Linked DNA regions of Homo sapiens: region 1 is linked to region 2. Evidence: chromatin contacts called from ENCODE Hi-C or POLR2A ChIA-PET data. All regions are on one chromosome and are shown on one strand. The core of a region is the stretch at or near the end of the contact, and the rest is flanking DNA. Distances in the headings are between cores, read along the strand shown. Region 1 holds the start of IL17RD (interleukin 17 receptor D). Region 2 holds the start of SLMAP (sarcolemma associated protein).

Region 1 (6,878 bases), core at 3,096-5,595, 590 kb after region 2:
ACAGAAAACATACACTAATTTCTCACAATACCAAAATAAATTAGAATTTGGGCCGACTGCTTCTAACACTGTTCATTAAAATAGTATTTAGTTATTCCCTGCTCAAAATGATTCATGATACAAATTACTTCCACCATCACTTTATCTTTTTTTATGTTTCACGGGATAATTTGACCCCTAACAAAATCCAATCCTTGCGTTAAGGATTTTTCTTATCTGGCTAGGTTATAATTAGAGTGGGAAAATATATTTACATTTCATCAACAGCTTATTTTAAGGTGATTTTATCTGTTTAATTCTCAGCTTTGTTCCAAAGAGGGGGAGGTGGTGACAGTCTCTTGCCCACTGAAGCGTGCCAGACAGAGTGCTAGGCATGGGGGCAGAGGTGAATCAGATGACAGCCACCTCTCACCACGAGGAGTGGCTGAAAGTGTGACTGGACTACAGGCAATCCTGGCCTTGGCAGGTGAGACCAAGTGTTGTATTGAGGGAGGGTTTCCCTAGCTCATCTTCTGGTCACCTCCACAGCTGAGCTCCACTGTGGCCTGGAGGAAACTGTGATCCATGAAAGGCATGTGGGGCCTGGTCCCCTCATTTTAGCTCAGCTTCCAGGACAGAGAGGTCCACTCCCTGCAGCCTTACAGCTATTCTGAAGGGTTGGGATAAAAAGAGGAGATGGAGACTGGGAGCGGCGGCTCACGCCTTTAATCCCAGCATTTTGGAAGTCCGAGGTGGGTGGATCACCTGGCATCAGGAGTTCCAGACCAGCCTGGCCAACATGGTGAAACCCCACCTCTACTAAAAATATGAAAAATTAGCCAGGCATGGTGGCAGGCACCTGTTATCCCAGCTGCTTGGGAAGCTGAAGCAGGAGAATCGCTTGAACCTGGGAGGTGGAGGTTGCAATTAGCCGAGACCATGGCATTGCACTCCAACCTGGGCAACAAGGGCAAAACTCCGTCTCAAACAAACAAACAAACAACAACAAAAACAACAACAACACAAAAAAACCAGAAAGGAGGAGATGGGAGAATCAATGGGAAAGACCAGAATACAGAGAATGTTGCCAAATGCCAATTTACAACCTTAATTTCCTGACCAGATTTGACCCTTTGGTGTCTGTGGCTCTCCTGCCACTCACATACATGCTGGTGGCCTTCCTAGAAAGGAAATAGGAGGGCCTCCCCATCCCTGGTCCTGAGGGATGTCATTCTAGGCATGTTTTAGACTGGACGCTTAAGGCTTTTCCTTCTTGTGCCCTCCACATGGCTTCAGGAAAGCTTGTGCTCTCTCTGAACCCTGCAGCATGTTTTCAGAGGCTGTCGGTTGCCAGATTCTGCAGTGAGCTGTGGATGGGAGGGAATTCAATAGTGGGTGGGTGTGCAGACAGAAAGGGAGCAGGAGTGGGGCTCTGCCTTCCCTGTCATGCAATCATATGGTGACATGAGTAAAACCCAGGGAGAAACAGTTTTCTCTAACCAATGTTCTCCTTGAGGTTCTCTTTCTCTTGTAAGTGCTAAGTACTGCTCCTTTTCCTGGAGTCCAATTCCTGAAAGAGGACAAATGGGCCAGGAGTGGTGGCTCACGTCTGTAATCCTAGCACTTTGTGAGGCTGAGGCAGGCAGATTACCTGAGGTTAGGAGTTCGAGACCAGCCTGACCAACATGGTGAAACCACGTCTCTACTAAAAATACAAAAAATTAGCTGGGTGCAGTGTTGCGCGCCTGTAATCCCAGCTACTCGGGAGGCTGAGGCAGGAGAATCGCTTGAACCTGGGAAGCGGAGGTTGCAGTGAGCCAAGATTGCATCACTCACTCTAGCCTGGGTGACAGGGTGAGACTTCGTCTCAAAGAAAAAAAAAGAGAAAGAATACAAATGGCCAACAAATACATAGGAACATGATCTACCTCATTCGCAACCAGAGAAGCCAATTAAGATGGTGATAATACCATAATGAACAGTTTGACAATTTTAAATGTGCATAATCCAGCAATTCTGATTCTAGAAATGTATAAAATCATTGAATCAATGTGTCAAGGTAAGTGTGTTAGGGTATTTTTGAATCACTGATTCTAACAGATGTCCCTTAGCATGGGGTTGTTTAATAAGTTATAAAGCATGTATAGGCTGGAATGTCACATAGATTAAGGAGCTGGTCGCCTCATTGTTTCCTCCCTGTTTCACCAAAACCCATATGGTCCTGGCCTCATCTCAGCCCCTGGCACCCCTGACTCTCATGGCCAAACGCTGGACATCCTTGCTGTGGGGGCTGAGAACAACCCAGGGACAGTACCAAGAATGTGAGGGAGGGTAGGGAGGCACTGAACCAGCAGCTCCTCCAAAGGAGTGATGTGCTTCCTGAGGTCTATTCACAGAAGGCTACTCCAGAACAGCCTTCTGTGGATCCTAGCTATTCTGGTGTCTGAAGAGGGTATGGTAAACCTCACTGGGTCTGGCTGAATTCCTGAATTCCAGGCAGTGAGGTAAAAAAAAAAAAAATTCTGCCCAGCATCTGGGTCTTGAGGTGGATGCTGTTGTTTGGGGAACCCAGCACCCATTCTCCCTCTCCCTGGCAATAATGTCAGTGTTCCTTTGGGCAAGCACTGTTTCACACTTCCAGCCCCTGAAGTTCAGGTGAGGCTGGCTCTACTCCTTGGTTCTAGATGTAGCTACTTCCAAGCAAATCCCCAAGACTTCTGCTAGCATTACCAAGAAGAGTTCTCTTCCTCCACTTAAGCCCTCCAAGGACGTGTGGGCAGGGTGGTGGAGACACAAGCCACAAGAGAAAGTGCAGGAATCCTGTGTTAGCAGTGGCTGAGCTTAGGCCAGGCCAGAGAAGGAGAGGGAGGGGATTCTGGGCCCTGGAAGGAGAGTCATATAGAGGAGGCTGCCCTGTTGAATGGACGGAGGTGACAATTTCCAAGGTTTCCTGAGGCAAAAAGACCAAGATAAGGCTGGGGCTGGGGGGAGTTCTGTGCAGCAGGAGCCAGGTGGTAAAGACAGAGTGGAAGAGAAAGCCAGTATGGATTTTATTCTAAATGGCCTTTGCATAAGAGCCACCATAGAACAGTTTTATTTATTGATTTTATTTTTATTAATCCTCCTCCAAACACAGAACACATAATTTTACTGTTTTTTTTTGTTGGTGGTGGTGGTGGTAGGTTTGTTTGTTTGTTTGTTTGTTTGTTTGTTTTTAGAGACAGGGTCTTACTGTGTCACTCAGGCTTCAGTGCGGTTGGCAGGATCATAGCTCACTGTTACCTCTAACTCCTGAACTCAAGCGATCCTCTAGGATTGGCCACTGCACTCAGCCTAGAGTTTTAATTGGGATAAGTCAGTAGTCTGATTTGTGTTTTTGGAAGATAACTTTGGATCCAGGCTGGAGAAATGTATCGGACACGGGGACAAAGTCAGAAGTAGAAAAAGCCCTTAGGAAGAGGAGGTGGTATTCTTGAGGAAGGGGGTAGTGGAGAGGGACAAAGTGGGAGAGTTTAGGTGCTCAGATAAAAGGCAAAGCGCTGGGAAGAGTGCGGTGAAACTCTGGATAGCTTGGGCTACTCCACTTCTCTGAGCCTCAGTTTCCTCTTCCAAACAGAAATAATATCCACTTCATGAGGTTATGTTTGACAAGTGTAGTAGCTGAGAGTATTGTTTTTAGTCAGGTCTGGATTGGATCTCAGGTCTGGCAGGTAACAGCTGTGTGACCTTATGAGAGTCAGTTAATGATAGATTGTAGCCTTTATGGAGCACTTGTTATGTTTCAACCAACAGAACTCTCCCCAGACTAGGATACTTATTCTAGCTTCCAGGAGGGTGAGGGGGACGGGGGGTTGTGGTGAGGAAGTATTGTGGAGACAGCAAGCCTTTTGTCCAAAGTCCTACTAGTAAATGTGGAGCCAGGATTTCTCTGTCACGTTCCCCTAACTTTTCTGCGCCTAAAACTGGGATAACAATAATACACTTCCTTGTGTGGTTGGGCGTATACAGAAAGGGGTCTGGCACATAGCAGGTGTTTATTAAATTATTATTAAAATTATTATTATTACATTCTTTGTGTTTTCCTCAGGTTTTGCATAGAGTGAGCATCACTTGGACAAATCCTTTGGATTAAAAAAAGATCTACTAAGTGAGGGGGAAGAAACTGCGGCTGCCAGAGTCTCAGTGGGGGCTTGGGGGGCGTGACCAGAGGGGCGTGGTCTACGGGGGCAGGGCCACAACTGGAGGGCCAGGCTGTGGGGGCGGGGCCAGCACACGAGGACTGAGGGTGGGGGCGGGGCCCGGGCTGGCAACGCATGCCCAGTGCGGTCCCCTTCGCTGCCGCCGCGGCCGCCGCGGCCACCGCCCACTCGGGGCTGGCCAGCGGCGGGCGGCCGGGGCGCAGAGAACGGCCTGGCTGGGCGAGCGCACGGCCATGGCCCCGTGGCTGCAGCTCTGCTCCGTCTTCTTTACGGTCAACGCCTGCCTCAACGGCTCGCAGCTGGCTGTGGCCGCTGGCGGGTCCGGCCGCGCGCGGGGCGCCGACACCTGTGGCTGGAGGGTAAGGCGAGGGCGGCGGGTTTCTTGCCGTCGCCAACTCGCGGGGGACGCAGCGCGCACAGGTGCTCGCGGGGAGGCGAGCCCGCGCCAACCTGTCTGCTCTTCGCGGGGTCCGCGGCCGGCCTGGGTCTCACTCCTCCCGCGCATCCTCCTGGTTTCCCTCCCCGGACGCGTGTCCTCCGGCCCTGGCCGAGATGAAAGCGGCTGCCCGACCCCGGCTTTGTGTTGCTAATGAGGTGCGGCCGCCGGCCGGGGTCCCATTCAGAGGGCGGGCGTGAGGGGCGGCGGGGCTGGGCCGGGCGCCCCACCCTTTGTTCTTGGCCCGGGACCTCCTTCGTCCCAGGGCTGCGTGTCCCGGGCTGGGATCCCCCGAGCCACCCGGACCGGGTTGCGCTTTGGAGAGGGAAGGGGGTATTCTCCCGGACTTTCAGTCCACAACCCTGCTAAGGCCCGGGCGGCCGGAGAGGGGACTTGGAGCACCGGGGAGGGATGCGCCCCGCTCTTCTAGTAGCTTTGTTCCTCCTCGCCTGGGGCCGTCACCCCACTCCTACCCCTCCTCTGACTCCGGGACCTCCTGAGAAACTTCGCCTCCCGGTTCAGCCCTTCGTCTTGTGAAGGTCTCGCGGCTGATATCCTCCTTCCCTGCTTCGAGTTGCGGATATTTTTCCGCCAAAGGGCCGCGTGGGTGTCATCTGGGTGAGGTGCCTGAGACGAGACTGGAGAGGTGCCCAGACTTTCGCCGTGTGCATTGAGCCGTCTTCGTGGAACCGAGCGCTCCTTTGACACTGTCTGGGCGATGGGCGCGGGTGATTGCCATTCCCCTCTCAGCTTCCCTGCTCCCTACCTGGGCTTCTGGCCTTGGGCGGCCCCAGAACCTGGAGATGATGTCCGTCTGCCCCGAGTCTCCCACCGAGGCCCGGGTGGGCCCGGCGTCAGGGCACTCACGGCCTTAAGCTTGTGGAGAAAACGTAGGCTTTGCACTCAGGCAGCAGGGACATGACCTTGGCTCTGCTCCTGGGGAGCCATGAGCCTCAATTTCTTCATATGAAAAATGGGATGAAATGAGAATTTCCTTAGTATTGCTGGGCTGAGGGATAGGTATGGAGTGGTTTGCTTAGGCGAACGTTGACTCAGCCTCTTCTGGGTGGCTCTAAACAGCCTCAGCACAGCCAAAACCTAGGACATAACACTCCCTTAGGCACGCAGGCTGGTGCCTCCAAGCTCACTTGCCCCACAGTCCCAAGAAATGTGGTGCAGAAAACCAGGTGTGAGCCAGACAGCTGGGATGTCTTCAGACTCAGTAGCTAAGCTATGGAGACGGCTATGACCCCTGCTCTGCCTCCGCCCCCGCCACCCCCTTCCCCCCCCGCCCCCCCGCCCCATTAGGCTCTGTCATTCCTTCCTAGTTGAGTAAAGCATCACATTTTCTTACTGTGTTCCATTTCAGTAAAACATTACTGCTCTTGTTTTATTGTTTAAAAAAATTTTAGTAGCTAGCAAGTTTCCTCAAGGAGGATCTCGTGTTGACTTAAGGATCCTACTAGAATTTTGGATTTAGACTCCTATTGGCTTTTGAATGACTACAATATCACAGGCGTTTTATTTTGAGTGTTCATGTGATGGCGTAGGTAAATCAGTCCGATTCACTGTTTTGCTGCAGTTGCCAAGGTGGCTTCTTATGCCACTGTACAAAACTCGTGAAGTTTCCATGCTGTGGGGTATGGTAGTGCCCTGACGGAGCCAGGCTGGTGATTTTCTTCTACCTGTGCGAGTGTGTTCTCCTCTCCCAAACCTGCACCCTCATAAAATGGTGGCTCTGTCCCAGTCACCTCACACTTATGCTGACGTTTTCTCCACCACAGCCCCTAGTTGGGGGTGACTTTTCTCAGCTGCTCCTGCCTTGGCCCCACCAATCGTTTCCTTGGGTCATCCTCATTCGCCTCCTGGACGATCGTAGAGGCCTCTGGGCCATGTTCCAGATTCCAGGCTCATCCAGGCTGATACATGGTTCCTTGTCTCCTGGATTTGCTGCTTGGTGGATTTCATGGACCCAGTTTCCCCACATGCTTTGCATTCCCACCCTTTCCAGCCTCACCCCCTACCCTTCTCATCCTGCTCCTAACTCCGGATGGATGCCCTCTGTGCTTCCAAGACATGCTTTTCCCTCCTCCCAGGATGCCTTTTCCTCCCTTGAGAATTCCTTGCCTATCTTAAGACTCAGTTCAGGTGGTACCTCCTCAGGGAAGCCCTCCTGAATGCCATGCCCCTTGCTTTACCTTCTCATGCAGGTCCTTGCACTTTAGTCTCATCAGACAGCTTTGTCAGTATTTGTTCACTTCTAT
Region 2 (7,008 bases), core at 2,943-5,442:
TTAAAACCTACTATCTGTCCAAACCAAAACTTTAAATAGTTAATTCCTAAAACAATTCAATGACATGGTAAGATCTGACAGAGCATCCGCTATAACTAGATTAAGTGGTATAATAATCAATAATTACATCTATATCTAAAGTAGTGGTCTCATAGCCTGCGTGTTATTTTAGCTAATAAAGCAGGAGGAAAAAAGTGAAAATGGTAGAAATAAGCCATATCTACCATTCAAAGATAAGTTTTTCTGAAGAACTAATTTCATGGCCGGGTGTGGTGGCTTATGCCTGTAATTCCAGCACTTTGGGAGGCCGAGGAGGGTGGATCACTTGAGGTCAGGCGTTCAAGACCACCCTGGCCAACATGGTGAAACCCAGTATCTACGAAGAATATAAAAATTAGCTGGGCATGGTGGCATGCGCCTGTGATCCCAGCTACTCAGGAGGCTAAGACACAAGAATCGCTTGAACCCAGGAGGCAGACGTTGCAGTGAGCTGAGGTTGCGCCACTGCACTCTAGCCTGGCCACAGAGCGAGACTCCATCTCAAAGAAAAAAAACAAATATTAACATGTCATCTCAATTCATGAAACAGTCACTACTGACCTATTCTTAGTTATCTCAAAATAACCTATTGTGAGAGTTTTAGTACAGCCATGGAAAGCACTGGGCATGAAATCAGTATTTTTCAAATAAGTAAAACAAAAAATGGGAGTCCCCTTCGAGTGTTTCATCAAAGAAAGTGCATTCGCAGAGTATGTACTGTGAGCCAACCTGTTGTCTGATTAGTTTAGACCTGTTGCCCAAGAACATAAAATGGTGAAAATGTAAAAGCTGGTTGAGTTAAGGCACTACTTAGTAGTAAACTGATGTTTGAATTCAACTGCTGGAAAAATGAGTTCTATGAATATTCATTTTAAAGAATTATGAGGGCCAGGTGCAGTGGCTCACGCCTGTAATCCCAGCACTTTGGGAGGTTGAGGCAGGTGGATCAACTGAGGTCAGGAGTTCAAGACCGCCTGGCCAACATGGTGAAACCCTGTCTCTACTAAAAATACAAAATTAACCAGGCATGGTGGCGTGTGCCTGTAATACCAGCTACTTTGGAGGCTGAGGCAGGAGAATCACTTGAACCCGGGAGGCAGAGGTTGCAGTGATCTGAGATAGCGCCACTGCACTCCAGCCTGGGTGACAGGAGCAAAAATCTGTCTCAAAAAAAAAAAAAAAGGATTACGAGTAATCTATGAAGTATTTTAGGCACCCTAACTTCAGCTTGCGAGGAGCGAGTGAAGGGTCTGTTCCACAGGTAAATGAGGATCTGGTGTTAAACAGAAAAGTTAACATACTCTTCAGTTCTCATCCTACACGTAAAGTATAGATATTATGCAGCACACAGCACTTGGACAATCTTTTCCTCCTTTCTTTAAAAAATAATTTACAAAATAATTCCTTAAATCAGTAGCTGCCGAAGTATCATTTTTTTCTCTTCCTTTTGAGGCTCAGGTTTCTTTCATTTCAAAACATATTCTTGAAGACTTAAGTTCTTCCTTTAAGAAAGATTTAATTATTTAACTCAGAAAGAGGGGCAAAAAGTCAGGAGGTGAAACCTGAGACAGTCCTATTAGTCTTACATAACTTAAAGTTGGAACTGATTCAGTAGCTCAGCTAAAAACCTGAGGTTTAGGCACAAAGATGAGCTCTTTAGTATACTCTCCACAAACATAAATAAACAGTTTTTAAAAATGGAAAGGATCTTAATTTCTTTCTTCACTTCTTAAAATAAAAGCACATACATGTATAGTAACTTACGATACTAACATAAAAATACTAAATTGGTTACGCTTAAAATGAAAAGCACTGAATTCATCGTATCACATTTAAGTAATGCTATAATTGACAGAATAGGGTATAATTTCAGAAAGTAAGTTTATTTCCTAACACTAACTTTTGAATAGCACCTCTGTAAGTATGCATTAAGTACTTAATAAGTGCTGCAGGGAACATCAAAAAGTGATTTTCAAACGCAATATGTGTATGTTCTCCAACTTGTAAAAAAAACTCTGAAAATATATAAAGTTACAGTTGTTCATGCTTAATTAAATTAGCTTTGATTATTGCAAATTACTCCTCCAAGGGCAAGTATGTATCAAACCTTTCAAAAATCTTAGGTTTATATCAGCAATTATCCTTACTAGAAAGGTCCTGATCTGAACTCACCTAAAGCTATGTGTTAACTACATTTCACCACTAAGACACTTGAGCCCCGGGATAATAATGGCCACGGATTCCCCGAATTGCTTCGAGAACTGCTGCTTGCTTAATAAAGCGCTGAACTGTGAATTCACCTTTCTAAACAGACTAAAAGCAAGACGCCAAGTTTCACTATCTAGTTTGGGATTTCACTGGGAATGACCACGTTATCAAGATGCCATAGCCCTCCTGAGGCTTTTAATTACAATACCTTCTCTGTTTTCCATTCAACCACCTCAATCAAATTTCCACTAGAACCAGGCACACAAACAGTTGATTCGTGGCTTTGCGCAAAGCCTCCTCTGGATGCAAACCCTGGGATCCTGCATACATTAGTCCTCTCAGGGAGGGCAAAAGGGGAAAAAAAGTTTGTTAAACAATGCCGCTGGACAATGTGGTGACATTACCTTGCCCGTCTTGTGATCAAACCAGACGAGAGCGTGGTTCCTTGATAGCACTTTGCAATCAAAAGTGGCATTATTCTGCGCTGGTCGACAGCGGGCCACTGAGCGGCCGATTTTGATGGGCTCGTCCAGGTAGACATGACGCTCCTGAAACGGGTGCGAGTTCGGGCGGCAAGTGAAGATGGCCAAGGCTGACGGCATCGAGGATAGACTGGGGGTGTCTCTCCTACCAGGGACAAAGAGGAGTTCCTCCGGATCCGGACTGCCCTTCACAAGCCTATGCCCCTATCCCACCCAAAATTTTAAATTAACACAAACTGCACATTGTCTAAGCATAACCAGTGAACATCAACTCTTCACTTGGGTGGGAAGACAAGCCAGCGCAAGCCCCATCACCTCCTTTAAAACGCTGCAACGCCGTGATCACAAAAAGTCCCCAACTGGCAGCTTTCAGTCCATCTTCTTCTCTGGGAAGAAAAGGCTCAAACATCGGGCAGCTTCGGCCAAGAAAACTCCTGGAACACAGTTTGGGGACTGGAGGTATCCAAGCAGATGAGTCACACGCCAATTCTTGTGTTTGGTTTGAGATCGCGGCCGCTTTTCCCCCTTGGTGGCGGAAACGTTGCAGCACTGCAGCATGAATGAAGGGTCGGTTCGGCGCGGCCAGGAAAGTCCTTTTGGGCCGAAGGAAGGTGTGGCTGGGCACCTCTGGGCAGCCACCGCCAGTCCTCGCCCGGAGTGAAGGGGCGAGAGGTGACGGAGACGGAGGGGCTCTAGACGGCCGGCGGGACAGTCTGCATCGCCCCTGCTGAGCGGAGGCCGCCCCGGGAAGGGGGACGCGGTCCCCGGCCTGGCACGATCCGAGACGGCGGTGGCTGAGGTTCTCCGCGCGAGGCGTGGAGGCCGGCGGGGCGCGGGCAGTGGCCAAGTCGGGACTCCTGGGCACCTGGCGAGCGTCCCCGCGACCAGGGCGGGGACCCGGCTCCGCAGGCCGGTGCGGACCGAGCGAGGCGCGACACCGGGAGGCTCGAGTTCCCAGGCGGCAGGAAGTTGGTCCCCGGACGCCTAGGCTTCTGGGCCGCCGCTCAGCACATGGGCCGCCTCCCCTCAGGGTCGCCCCCGCGAGGGTCGCATCTCAGGGACGGCAGCCGCAGCTCCCGGCGGACGAGAAGGTGGGGGAGGGAGACTGGCCCGGAGGTTGGGGAGAGGCCTTGAGGCCCCGGGCTGGATCCGCCGCAGCCTCCACCGATCGCGGCCGATGGGGCAAGCTCAAGCTGCGCCCGACGAGGCAGGAAACTTTCCGACCTGGTGGGGAAAACATCAAAACAAACGGCCGTCAGGCGCCTCAGCCCGCCCGCCTCAGCCGTCGCCCCCTCCAGCCAGACCCCCGCCAGCCCACACCGCTAGGCACGACCTCCGCCGACCTCTCCGCAAGCAGGCTACGAGGATTTGGAGCCAGGACGCCACGACGGGTCCTACCTCCCTAGCCGCCACCACCGCCTCAGCTTACCTTGCCAGCGCCGGCCGCCATAGTGACTCTGACTGAAACCTACCCGGTGCACCGCCACGGGAACGCGCACCCTTCAAGGGCCCTCCTACCCCCTCTCCCGCGCCGTAGTCCAGGAATGTCACGTGAACGACGCCACGGAAGCCGTGTTGGTAGAGGGCAGAAAAAAGGGCAAGGTAATTTTTAACGGGCCTCCAGGCGCCATCTTAGTTAAGGGCTGGAAGCTTCAAACCTCGGGACAACCTTAACGACCATTTTGGTTAAGGGCAAGAACAATTTGCGCCGTAGAAGGTTTTTCAAACAAACAGTGCCACCTTCTTATTTTATCTACTTAGCAAGGGGGTGCCAACTTTTACTAAATTTTATTCTGTTTAATTCTCGATGAAAATACTAGCGAGCAAAAGAACAGACCCAGCCAAAGGAGATGGTCATTAGCAGCCATCTTAGCTGTGGGCAACACAGTCACCCGCAGCTACCTTAAGTGTGAGCCGCCAAACTCCCTGAAGTCTTAGGATTTGTGCACCTAACAGAAGGACCATTCTCCCCTCTGCTAAATTCGTTATGTTTTCTTCCCGGAAAAAAAAAATCTTAGTTCCCGCATTCCATTTCGAATGACAGTCTTTCTCACTGAACCTATTATGTGCCCCCAGGGCTCCTGCGCGGATTCTTCCACAGAAGGAGCGTCCAGAAAGTTTAAAATCATGTTTCTTCCAAAGAGAGATTGAATAATTTCCAAAGTGAAAAAAGAGGGTATTTCCCCCACTTACAATATCAAGATGAGGAGTCATTGGTCTAAAGAAGGAAGACTTTGCAAGGGCTAAATGAAAACTTTAAGAAAAAATAGTGAGAAGGAGACTTACTCATTTAGAATCAAAGGTGACTTCATTCTTCAGATTCCTGCAATAACAGGCTCCACCACTGTGTGACCTTAAGCAAGTTTCTAAACTTTTTCAAGCCTCTTTTTTCTCATGGATGACATGTTAATAATAGTTAATTCACTTGATGTGGTGAGACTTCAAAATGTTAATCCATGTTGTTCAATAAAGAGTAGCAATTAGGCCGGGCGCGGTGGCTCACGCCTGTAATCCCAGCACTTTGGGGGGGCCGAGGCAGGCGGATCACCTGAGGTCGGGAGTTTGAGACCAGCCTGACCAACATGGAGAAACCCCGTCTCTACTAAAAATACATAATTAGCCGGGCGTGGTGGCGCATGCCTGTAATCCCAGCTACTTGGGAGGCTGAGGCAGGAGAATCACTTGAACCCGGGAGGCGGAGGTTGCGGTGAGCCAAGATCGCGCCATTGCAGTCCAGCCTGGGCAACAAGAGTGAAACTGTCTCTCCAAAAAAAAAAAAAAAAAGAAAGAAAGAAAGAAAAAGTAGCAGTTATTCATCTCAATACTTATATAGACAGTTTGGCCGTGTCCTAGGTTTTTGCTGGGCCCTGGGGACACATAACTGAACCAAACTTCAATTCCTGCCTTCTGAGATCATAACGGTATTGTGGGTTAGAAATGAGGGTAGGGAGTGACAAACATGAAATTGATGTAATCAGGGCTAAGATAGAGGCAGGCACTAGCTGCCCAAGGGGTCAGGGATGGTCTGGGAGAAGTAACTGAACTGAATGAAGGAAGATAGGAAAACCACAATAAATATGGTATTCGCTGAATGGTTTCATGAATTTCCACAAACACGGATAGCAAGGAAAAGAAGGAGCCTACTTGAAACAGTGCACCAATGTGCCGGCACATAATAGTGGATAAATAAGTATTTGATGCATGAATGAAAATTACATACTGTTACTCATTATTAGAGGATAAAGTAGGCGGGACACAAAGTGAGTCTGGAAAGAATAGGCATTATATAATAAAGACGTTATATTCGTTTTTCAAGCTCTTCATCAATTCAACAAATATGTGTCAAGCTACCACTGTGTTCCAGGTATGCTATTCAAAATGAGGATATGTTGGAAAGCTTTCTTATGAGAGGATGAAAAGTTTTCACTTCTGATAACTTTTAGGCTGTTAAGGAATAAAATAAGATAGGACCCTCCACAGATCCCTAATGAGTTTTTTTTGCACGAATAGCAAGTCATTTATGCATTCTTTCATACATTCATTCTATAAACATTTAATTGATACTGTGAAATAGATATTTTGAAAGGTCCTGGAAATACAATAATGAAGAAACAAAAAGACTCCCTCAAGTTGCTCGATTTAGGTGATGACACAGAAAGATCCTTGCTGTAATGGAGTATGTCAAGAGTAGTGGAAACATGGCAGAGTAGTTTAAACTGAAACTTGAAAGGATTAGAACAGCTAGTCTGATGCTATTGGGATAAAGAAATTTTAAGCTAAGAAGCAATCCCAACAAAAGTCCAGAGACTTGAGAGAACAGGACTTTAAGGGAATTGCAAGTAGGTTCGTATCACCAGAGCATAAGAGATAAGGGAAAACGAGGAGAAAGAGTGACAGAAGTGAGGTTTCAGTTGCTGAAGGACTTCTAGGCAATGCACCAGACTTCAGAACATTTCCATCTTCCTCCTAGAAGATCAAAGAGAAGTAATGAAAGTCAAGGTGCTGGAATCAGACATGGCATACTTTTACCAGCACCATAAATGGTAAATTATTTAGCTTCCCTAAATTTCAGCTTCCTTATCTGAAAAAAAAAAAAGCATATATCTACTGCACTTGACTAGTCTTTTTTTTAAAAAAAAAAAAAAGGGGTTGGGAAGGGGGAAGGAAAAAGGTAGATAATACCTTACAGAGTCTTCTTAGGATTAAATAAAACAATGGAATACAAAATGCCAACCATGGTGGCTGGGAAATAGTAGACACTCACAGAATGTTAATATTT

What was found. Hi-C counts contacts between places; a loop is a spot of excess contacts on that map. ChIA-PET counts read pairs that join two places held with the same protein, here RNA polymerase II (POLR2A). Pooled maps may share reads with other maps.
Region 1: a loop to region 2 is called in a map of heart left ventricle, with 7 times the contacts of the local background. The contact joins the promoter of IL17RD here to the promoter of SLMAP in region 2. A Hi-C loop is called at or near these places in 4 of 168 maps with a recorded cell type or tissue (PC-9, chondrocyte, gastrocnemius medialis and 1 more), 5 of 37 single-sample maps with no recorded cell type and 16 of 50 pooled maps. POLR2A ChIA-PET finds 5 or more read pairs at or near these places in 3 of 52 experiments (PC-9, WTC11 and activated CD4-positive, alpha-beta T cell).

Annotation. Positions count from the first base shown.
Region 1 is chr3:57,162,820-57,169,697 of GRCh38, reverse strand. IL17RD (interleukin 17 receptor D) reads left to right here and starts at 4,345. Exons shown (of 13, transcript NM_017563.5): 1 at 4,345-4,537. The coding sequence starts at 4,412. RefSeq lists silencers at 4,157-4,206, 4,227-4,566.
Region 2 is chr3:57,753,493-57,760,500 of GRCh38, reverse strand. It overlaps SLMAP (sarcolemma associated protein), which reads right to left and starts at 4,192. Exons shown (of 25, transcript NM_001377540.1): 1 at 4,159-4,192; 2 at 2,652-3,953. The coding sequence starts at 2,849. RefSeq lists a silencer at 3,455-3,734 and enhancers at 3,282-4,183, 4,105-4,284, 4,315-4,594, 4,184-5,086.